2 separate regions of the Homo sapiens genome follow, and region 2 is linked to region 1. A link is a loop called in an ENCODE intact Hi-C map of the cell type or tissue named here. Cell type or tissue: IMR-90. All regions are shown on one strand. Each heading gives the region's core, and the rest is flanking DNA. Links, peaks and the distances in the headings are about the cores only.

Evidence for each region. A loop is a pair of places that touch in the nucleus more often than their neighbours do. Peaks named below come from ENCODE experiments on the same cell type or tissue, not always from the same donor. Only the 100,000 strongest peaks of a DNase experiment are listed, where the experiment ranks them.
Region 2: it touches region 1 in a loop (5-fold over the local background); 11 of 110 quality-filtered maps call a loop at or near these places.

Annotation. Positions count from the first base shown.
Region 1 is chr2:120,673,281-120,678,529 of GRCh38, forward strand. No RefSeq gene overlaps it. Among named protein-coding and RNA genes, the nearest start is that of GLI2, 60 kb to the right of the region's middle. In IMR-90, for the core only: a CTCF peak has its summit at 2,435 (motif pointing left); no DNase peak of the experiment used is centred there; H3K27me3 peaks cover 671 bases.
Region 2 is chr2:120,452,901-120,458,149 of GRCh38, forward strand. No RefSeq gene overlaps it. Among named protein-coding and RNA genes, the nearest start is that of LINC01101, 11 kb to the right of the region's middle. RefSeq lists enhancers at 327-1,526, 3,857-4,418. In IMR-90, for the core only: no CTCF peak of the experiment used is centred there; DNase peaks (open chromatin) are centred at 2,291 and 2,691.

The DNA of each region.
Region 1 (5,249 bases), core at 1,211-3,710:
GGACCTTGAGTAGCACGTTGGTGCCCTGATGCTTATCTTCTTGGGGACGCGCGCGTGGGAGGAGGACTCAAGGAGAGGGCAGATGGGTGTTGCGAGGGATCAGTCTCTAAAGGCAGAACTTCAGGAGTGCATGTCAGCCAGTGCAGGGCTCCTGGACCATGCCCTAGCGTCCTGCGTGGTGTGGCTGCCTCCAGCTGAACCTCTCCCCACATCACCACGCTGCTCCTGTCACTGAAGGCAGCCCCAGGTGCTTGGGGCAGCACTGACCTCACATCCAGTGGAGGGGCTCAGGTCCTTGCCTGCCATTTGCTGACTGCCAGGACTTGGCAAGCCCCTCCCAGAACCTCGGTCCCCCATCCCTCGAACAGACCAAGCCCTCACCCACAGGGTGGCTGTGCGGATGAGCCAGCAGGCGTCTGGCTGGGCCGGGCCAGCCAGTGCTAGGCAGACGCCTGTCCAGGGCACCCGAGCCTTCCGCTGCCCAGCTGCCTGGCTCCTCTGGCCCAGGGCGAGTAGAGAAGCCCTATGCCTCAGCAGAAGGAGAGAGAGCATAGAGCAGCACCCACAGAACCCTGCAGGAGGAGTCCCTGAAAGCCAGCTCCCAGAGCTGTGAGGACTGTATGCATCCCAGGCTGGCGGCCCCTCCCCTGGCCGTGGAATCCAGGCCCACTCCGGTGACAGGTTGACAGTCAGTCCTCTGGCTTCCACATGTGCCCATTTGCAGCTGTCCCCAGACGTCACTGCAGGCAGAGCAGTAGCACAGCCTCATACAGCATTTTCACCACAGACCCAGCAGCAGACGTCGCTGTAAGAGCACAGACGATGCAGAAAGGCAACCAGGAAGGACAGGGAGTGGAATATTCACTACCTTTGTTTTTAATACAATTTATTTAATCATCAGTTTGTAGAATTTAATTTGTAACAATGGCTGTCAGCATTCCTAAACGTTTAATGACGGTCAGTATTAGTGACCACCAGCACACCACTGTCTCAGCCCCTGACCAGGGTTCTCTGGCCAGCACATGGGCATGGAGGGCAGCTGCTGGGGGGACAGGCAGTCCCTGACTCCCCAGGTGTGTGGCGGGCCAGACCCAGGGCCTCTGGCAGCTCAGACCTGCTTTCAACTTCACCCTCCTACAGCCTGTCCTGCAGACACCACTGATGTCCCCACTGCACAGATGAGAACCCTGAGACTCAGAGATGGGCACCACCTGCACAGGCCCCAGAGCCGGTGCTCTGGAAGGACAAGGCTCCCGTCCTCAGGCCCTGGGCTTGGGCGGTGTCATGGGTAGGTCTTGCTGACATCTTAGGGGCCATCAGAGAGCCCAGCCTGAGCAGCGCCTAGCACAGCCCTGGCTATCCAGAGAGCAGCCCAGACCCCAGGCCCCACGTGGCAGGGATGGAGATGTGAGGGTGGAGACGGCCATGGGGGATTACTCCTTCCCCCTGTTCAGCCCACTCTCCAGGCAGCCTCTGTGTGGCACCTCTCATGCTGATTTCCACAGAGGGCGAGGCTGTGCCGGCCAGAAACGTGGGTCTAGGATGCTTGGCAGATGCATTCCCTGTTGTAATTCATGGAATTCTGGAAGCCCTTGGGCCAGCAGGTGACACGGTGCCTTCCTCCAGGGCGCCTGCAACACTCACCTTGACCGATGGTTTTCCCTTGCGACCTGTCTGGCCCTGCCTTCACAGGGTGTCCAAAGGAGTCAGGCACCAGCACCCCCTCGAGAGAGGGCCACCACGTGTCAGAGGCTGGCATGCACCGTGGAGAAAAATGAGATGAGAATGAAGTTGGGGGTGTGAGGACTGCATGTTCAGTGATATCGTGTGATCAAAGGAGATGCCTGCGACCATTTAAAAAGGGGACTTCCCGCTTCTGATAGGACCCGGGACCATTCAGGGGGTTTCATTCTTATTAAATATTTTTGCCTTTTTCATAAAAGGCACTCGCCCACAGAGGGGTCTGTAAAAAAATCAATTCTGTCCGGGCTGCTAAGTGTAAGACGACCCCCTTACTGTCCTTTAAAAGCAAGGAGCTTCTCTTTATCACATATAGTCAGGCCCTGACTCACTTCCCAAGCCCAGTCTGAACCAGGCCAGGCATGGGGGAAGCCGGCGGGTGCAGGGGAGTGGAGGGAAAGGGGAGAGCCGGCCCCAGGAACCTGGTGACAGTGGGGACGGCCGCCCTCAGTCATGCCCGCTCCTTCCCTGGGCCCACGTGACCATCCTTCTCTGTGAGCTCGAGGACACCCCGTCAGCCCCACGGGGTGCGGCTTACCAAGAAGGGGGTGGACACCCCTGCGTGGCAGGCACCGGCCTGTCCCTGCTGCCATACCCAGGTAATGACCGAGACAAGAATAGTCTCGGTAGAAGGGAGGGAGGCCGCCAGACAGCCCAGCCGAGGCCAGAGCCGGTTCTTGGGGAGTAACACCCCCCTCTACCGGCCACCTCGGACTTTACAGGCAGGAATTGCAGAATCCGTTGCATTTTCACAACAATAACTGAGACGTGCAAACCTCTCCTCCAGCTCCCGCAGATTGGAAAGGATGAAAGCGAGGATGGCCTGACCCACCCGCTTTAAGGAATTAGAAACTCAGTGTAAATCCCCAGGGGCATGTCGACACCCCAAAGTTCATCAGGAGGAAAGGAACCCCCATTTTAGACAAAGAGGCCAGAGCTTGTGCAGAGGGAGTGGCCCAGAGGTCGACAGTATCTGGGAGCATGCTTAGCCGGGCCCTGTGGACACACATTTGGACCTACGCAAAAGTTATCTTTGCTTTGCCAAGGATCTCTTTAAATTCTGAGTCTTTTCCCAAGAAAGCAAACTTGACTCCGACCAAGCCTCCAAATCCAATGACCCGTTAAAGAAAAGACAGGGCAGGGGGATGGGTGACGCTCCACTTTGCAGGTTCAATCAGCAAAGTCCCAATGGTAGGAAGCTCCACAGGACAGACTGCCAGTTTCTCCAACAACTCAGTGACACAGGGGAAATGGAAGCGTGGAGGGGAATATTTGGATTAGAAGAGACTTTAGGGTGGAGTGATTCCTAGATTATATCGTTAAATACAAAAGCAAAGTGCTAAAGAATATCTGTAACATGCTACTTTTCATCGAAGGAAGAGGGGAAGGAAAATAAAATATACGAAACCTGTTCTTTTGTGAAGAAGAAACAGAGGAAGGATAAATCAGAAACCAATAAGACGGGTTGCCTGTCGGGGGTGGTTCCTCGAGGGTGTGGGCATAGGTAGGAAAAGGGTGGATGATGGGAATGACACAGAAGAATTAGAGGGAGTGACACTGTGTATACCTTTTGAATCGTTCTGACTTTTAGAATCATGTGCATATTTCATGTACTAGATTAAAAATTTTTTTTAATGAGAGGAAACCCAAAATAGAATACAAACAGAAATAAGTGGCACTAATAGTTTTACAAATGATTTATATACTTCCACTGAAAAGATGGGGGAACTAACCTAAGAAACTTTGGAAAACAGTGTTTTTATTGCATCCTCAAAGGCTAAAAATGAAAAGACGTATATACACATATCATACCATGACTAGTTGGTCAATTTTTCACAAGGGTATGGGTCACTGATTCTGAAACTATTTTACATGCCTTCTGGAACTGAGCAAATCAGTCAATAGATGATGGATAAGGAGATCAAAGATACACCAAGACGGAGAACCCTGTGATACTGGATTAGAATTAGGGGTGTCAGTAAGAACTCGTGGTTTTTAATGTGTATACAGGTGTGTGTGTGTGTGTGTGTGTGTGTGTGTGTGTGTGTGTGTGTATTTCCTAGTCTAGCTGCTGGGAGTGCCTAGAGGTAATGAGAGCCTGGTGGCAATGAGCACAGCCAGCACCCAGATCTTGATTTCTAAACACCAGTCTCAATACAACAAACCAGGGCTTCCAAGAGAAACAGCTCGTTCCAGGGCCAGGTCAGAGAAAGGACAGGAGGAGTCGGCAGCATCTCTTGATGCTATAGAGCAAGGAAGCTCCCAAAAATGATGTGGCTGCGGCAAACCACACGGGAACCATGGGAAGGGGGTCCCCAAAATGATGTGGCCGCGGCAAACCATACAGGAACCATGGGAAGGGGGTCCCCAAAACGATGCGGCCGTGGCAAACCACACAGGAGCCATGGGAAGGGGGTCCCCAAACTCAAAACCATGCGGCCGTGACAAACCACACAGGAACCATGGGAAGGGGGTCCTGATGGCCACAGCTGGGACAATTTGAACAACAAAAGTCATGGTCCATAGCCATAGAATAAAATAAGAATCCATAAGTCTATATGGATATGGAGAAATGAATGAATACACACATGAGGCAGAAAGGAAAGCTCTTACTCACAGAAGAATTCCACTAATGAAATGTAAAAGGAATGCTGAACATAGAAAAATCTCTATTCCATAAACACCTCAGCAATCATTGTTTTAAGCAAGAATCATGAATGGATGTTAAAACTAGTAGGCAAAAATATGATAAGAAATAAGCTACTTACATAGCCTCAAATTATCTCCTCACAGATACTTGTTAATTACAAAGGGAAAGAATGGTAAGTGAATAGTGGAGAAATTGGACATCCCAGCCCTCCGAGAATGAGAAGGACAGCATTCTTTCTGCGAGATTCCTGCCAAAAATGCATAACCCAAATCTAATCATGAAGAAACATCAGACATAACCCAATGGAGGGACATTCTACAAAATCACTGGCCAGTACTCAAAAAAAAAAAAAAGCAACAACAACAAAAGAAAACAAGATAAAGCGAGACTGGGAAGCTCTTTCAGACTAAAGTAGACAATTAAATGGGCAAATCTAAATGAGACCTGTCAATGAGATAAATCTAAGTGAGATTTGTAGGTTTGGTGATCATATCGTGCCCATGTTCCTCTCCTAATTTTGATCATTGTACTGTGTTATGTAAGATGTTAATATTTGAAGAATCTGGGTGAAGAGTATAATGGGAATTCTTTGTACTATTTTTGCAACTTTCCTGTAAGTCTGAAATTATTTCAAAATGAAAAGTGAAAAAAGAAAGAGAAGGAGAGGCTGGAGAGAGACCACACTCAGTCCCTCTGGGTGGAGCTGGTATGGGGCCTGACTCAAGCAAATGGGAAAGGAAATTCTGCCACCCTCAGACGAAACATCTGGAACCTGAGCTCTGATGATGACGGCCTGGCCCTGCCGCCTTTTAGAGACGTGTACTGGAATATTTCCAGATGAAATGCTGTGAGGCCTGGT
Region 2 (5,249 bases), core at 1,351-3,850, 220 kb before region 1:
CAGATCATCACACTTTACTGTGACTTTGTTTTGCACGGAGCTCTAAACTCAGGAGTATCCAATCCCACCCTCCTTTTTCTAGAAGGTCCAGAGACAAAGGTGACACAATCCCAATTGTGCAGCAAGAGAGTGAAGCCCTGGGATTCCTTGTGGGCATTTGGAGGGTCCGAGGGCAGCATGGGCCACAGCTGCCTGCTGGGATAGGGGCTGGGTAGCTGTGAGCTGGGCGGCCCTGGCCTCACTTTACTGTAAGGATTGAGAGAGGGACGCAGCAAGTTGTCGTGAGGAAGGTGAAGGTGGGGCCTGCCTGTGGAGACCCCTTCGCCCTCCACTCCCACCCCCACCCTAGCCAATGCCTCCTTCTCTACATGAGCGTTTGGGCCAGTCACAGTGATCTTTGAGTGGGGCCTGCTGGGTGGACAGGGTCTGCACTGGACGTTGAACTTCCTGTGAGCGATTCTGGATCTTACCTCCTCTGAGTCCCCAACCCTCACCCCACATGCCTGGCCCCAGGCGGGGGCTGTGGAATCAATGAATCAATGAATGAATGCATGCATGGATTGTTGTAGGTGGAGAATGGGGACAATTCACAGACCGGCATTTACAGATGACTGAGCAGGTGGTCACCGTGTCCCCAGGCACATAACCATGTCTCGTTAATGACAAAGCTTCCACCTCACATCACAACATGGGCGGCAGTTCAGAAGATCATGTGGCAGCCCATGTTCTTTCAACACAAGGATCCGTCCCACTGCTTACTGGAAAGATTTCAGACGTGGCTTGTCCATAACTATATGAACTAGGCCGTGAGGCCACAGCAACTGTACCAGGGTATCAGTCAGGCTTAGAGTCTGTCTGGGCCCACAGTACAGAGGGTGGCCTGAATGTGGCTCTGATAAGGCATGACATCTTCACTGCAGGTGATGAGTCACCCTGGGGTGCTGGTCAAGAGGAAATTCCTCAACCCCACCAAGTCATAGTAGGAGACCTGAAAATAGCCAACATGATCTGCTGTAAGGAATTCCACTTGACCAGGGTGGAGAAGACAGCCAGAAGATAGTGGGAAAAGCAGGGTTTCTGCAGAGAAGCTTCTACCCTCCCTGTACCCCATCCCTCCAGGTCAGCTCCACTGCTGCACTTTGGCCACAAGGATGGTTGTCAGAGGAGACACAGCCAGGGTCAAATCTAGTCTCTCTGGTTTGAGACCAGCCTGGGCAACATGGCGAAACCACGTCTCCACAAAAATGAGCCAGGTATGGTGGTGCACCTGTAGTCCTGGTTACTCAGGAGGCTGAGATGAGAGGATTGCTTGAGCCCAGGAGTTGGAGATCATGCCACTGCACTCCAGCCTGGGTGATGGACAGAGGCCCTGTCTCAAAAACAAACAAAAAACAACAGACACATGGGCAAAGAAGATAAGCAGTTGGCAAATCAGCACATAAAAAGATGATCAACACAATTAGTTGTCAGAGACGTGCAAATTATAACCACAGTGAGATACCACTACACCCATATGAGGACACCTGAAATACACAAGCAAACCTGACCATACTGAGGGCTGACAAGAATGTGAAACAACTGGCTCTCTCATACATTACCAGGAGGACCACAGAAAGGTACAACCACTTTGGAAGATAGCTTGAAAGCTTCTTAAAAAGCTAAACAAAACACACCATATGATCCAGCCATTTCACTTCTAGATATTTGCCCAAGTAAAATGACTTACGTCCACACAAAAACCTGCATGTGAGTATTTACCGCAGCTGTATTCATGATCAACAAAAACTGGAAACAACCCAGAGGCCCTTCAAAAGGAGACAGAGAAACAAACCCTGGCACATCCATAGGATGGCATGCTACTCAGCAACCGGAAGGAAGAAACTGCTGATTCACAAAACAACAAGGATGAATCTTAAATGCATTTTGCTAAGTGAATGAAGCCAGAAAGAAAAGACAACATATTGTGTGACTCCATTTATATGACATCCTGTAAAAGATAAAACCAGTGGAATAAAAAGAAAATCAGTGGTTGCCAGAGTCGGGAGAAGGCGCTGACTACAAAGGAGCCTGGCGAGGGAAGTTTGAGGGTGATGGAGCTGTTCTGTTTGATGCGGTGGGGGTTGGATGCATGACTGTAAGTACGTGCTAAAACCTATAGAACTATTTGCCACTAAGAGTGAATTTTGCACTATGCAAATTTAAAAAAATCAACTACAGTGTGGGGGTGGGGGAGCCAAAATGGAATGCAGACGTGACCAGTGAATCACGCTTATCACAAGTGAGTAACACTGAAGGAGGTGAGGAACGAGGAGGCAACCTCAGTAACGTTGGAAAATAGTGTTTTGTTTGACAACAGTAAGGCTAAGTAAAAAAGGACTGTTCACAAACACTGCCTTCTAGTTGGTAAATTTGTTTCTCACGGGGGTACAAATTAGCATTCTGAAACTACTGTACATGTATGCTAGGGTTGAACAAATAAGTAAATCTATTGTAGATATTGAAAGCCAGGTGTCTCATTTCAGAGAAATAACCTACAAATAATCAAAAGGAGAATGCTATAATGAATCCCGTGATGTTGGATTGGATAATGAATTCTGTACATACACAGATGCACAGAGAGAGAGAGAGACAGAAATAAATGTAAACACATGTGTGTATGTGGGTTAGTGTATAAACATGTGTTTCCTAACTCTGTCCACTATGAGGGCCTAGAAGCCATTGCAATGAGCACATGTAGCCCACAGTCCTTGGTTTCTAAATACAATTCTCCAGTAAAAGCTACCAGGGCTCCTTGAAGAAGTGGTTGACTTCAGGGTTGAGGCAGAAAAAATATAGTACTGAAAAAAAAAAGAGTGCATATAAAAAGAACACAGGAGACAGGAGGGGCTTCAGATCCTCCTGTAGAGGAAAATGGGGTAGAGGTACTTGCCCAATTCCTCCTGCTAAGTATAACAAAAAACCCTGGACATGATATGTAAAACAAACATAAAAGGATTCTGAAATGTGGAGAGGTGGCAGACTGTCCAGGGACCTCTGGATGACATGGTGGTAAGTCCCATGGATTTTTTATTTTTTTCCTCATATATCTCAGACTTGGAGATAAAGAGCCTTCCAGCCCAGAAACCCTAACTGGCACAGTAAAAAAAAAAAAAAAAAAAAGCCCCTCTAGCCAAAGGATCAGAAAAGGGGCCAACTAACAAGACAAACTTGTTTTCTATTTTTCTTTTCTGGTTTTTTTTTTTTTTTGAGATGGAGTCTTGCTCTGTCACCCAGGCTGGAGTGCAATGGCGCAGTCTCGGCTCACTCAACCTCTGCCTCCCGGGTTCAAGCAATTCTCCCGCCTCAGCCTCCTGAGTAGCTGGGATTACAGGTGCCCACCACCATACCTGGCTAACTTTTGTATTTTTAGTAGAGATGGGGTTTCACTATGTTAGCCAGGCTGGTCTTGAACTCCTGACCACATGATCCACCCGCCTTGGCCTCCCAAAGTCCTGGGATTACAGCTGTGAGCCACTATGCCTGGCCTGTTTTTTATTTTTCTTATTTATTTATCTTACTTGTATTTTAAGTTCAGGGGTACATGCGCAGAATGTGCAGGTTTATTACATAGGTAAATGTGTGTCATGGGTGTTTGTTGTACATATTATTTCATCACCCAGGTATTAAGTCTAGTGTCCATTAGTTATTTTTCCTGATCTTCTCCCTCCTCCCACCCTCCACCCTCCAAACACTCACACCCAGTGTGTGTCATTCCCCTCTGTGTATCCACGTGTTCTCATCATTTAACTCTCATGTATAAGTGAGAACATGCAATATCTGGTTTAAGATGAAAAAATTTTCAACGGTAACCCCCTACTCCAGCCAAACATCACAGAAGGAAAATGTGGTTCCGTCTCCAGCCCTCTAGCAAAGGCCAAGGGGCCTTCAGACTAGCAGTCTTGCAAGGCTGTAATAAGGCACCCCAACATTCTCTCTGAGTGGTGTTAGAGAAGGTCTAGTGAGGGTGGGGACTTTCGTCCCCACTCATCCATAAAGAGATGCCTCACTTTCTTCCCCTTCCCCACACTGGGGTGATGCAAGAGGATGCCTACTGGAAATTCATGGCTTTCACATTCTCCATGACAATGATGCCACCATCACCTCAGTAGCAGTGGAGACCTCATGGGACACAGAACTCCCACTCCACCACTGGAGGCCAAGGGAGGAACCTGGACTTCTATCTCCACCTGGTGGTAACAAGGTATTGCCCCCTACTGTTGCTGATAGAGTGGTGTCAGAGAAAGCCAACTAAAACAAATGGTTTAAAAACCAGGAAGATCTCAGATGAGTGACAAAAGACATTCAATAGATACCAACACCAAGATGACAGAGACGTTAGAATAATCTGACAAAGATTTTAAAGCAGCCATGGTAAAAATGCTTCAATAAGCAATTACAAACACAGTTGAAACAAATTTAAAGATGGCAAGCCTCAGCAAAGAAATAAAGGTATAAAAAAGAGCCAAATGGAAAATTTTCAAACTCAAAAAGTGAATAACTGAAATTTAAAAACTCAGTGGATGAGCTCAACAGTAGAATGGAAGTGGCAGAGGAAAGAATCAGTGAACTTAATGGTAGAACCTATCTGCATAATGGAGACAAAATAGACTAAAGAAACAAAAAATACAGAGCCTCGAGAACCTGTGGGACTATATGGAAGTTCTAACATTTTTGTCATTGGAATTCCAGAAAAAAAAGAGCAAGAGGATGGGGCTGAAAAAATTACTCAAAGAAATAATGGCTAAAAACTGCTCAGGTTTATCAAAAGACAAGTCTGCAGAATCAAGAAGATGACAAAATCCTTGTCATAGACAGAATGTGTGTTTCCCAAACTTCGTGTGTTGAAACCCTGCCTCCTAACATGATGGTATTAGGTGGTAGGGCTTTGGGGAGCTAATTAAGATTAGATGAGGTCATGAGGGCAGCACCACTATGAATGGGATTAGTGTCCTTACAAGTGTTCTGCAAGAGCTTGCTTTCTCTCTCTGAGTAACATGTGAAGACATAGTGAGAAGACTGCTGTCTATGAGCCAGGAAGCAGGCCCTCAGTAGACACTGAATCTGCTGGTGCCCTGGTCTTGGACTTCTCAGCTTCTGTAACGGTGAGAAACAAATTGTTGTTTAAGCCACCCAGTATGTAGTATTTTGTTATAACATCCTGAGCTACTAAGACAACCTCAAATTGAAAAAAAAAAATCAATGCCAGTTGT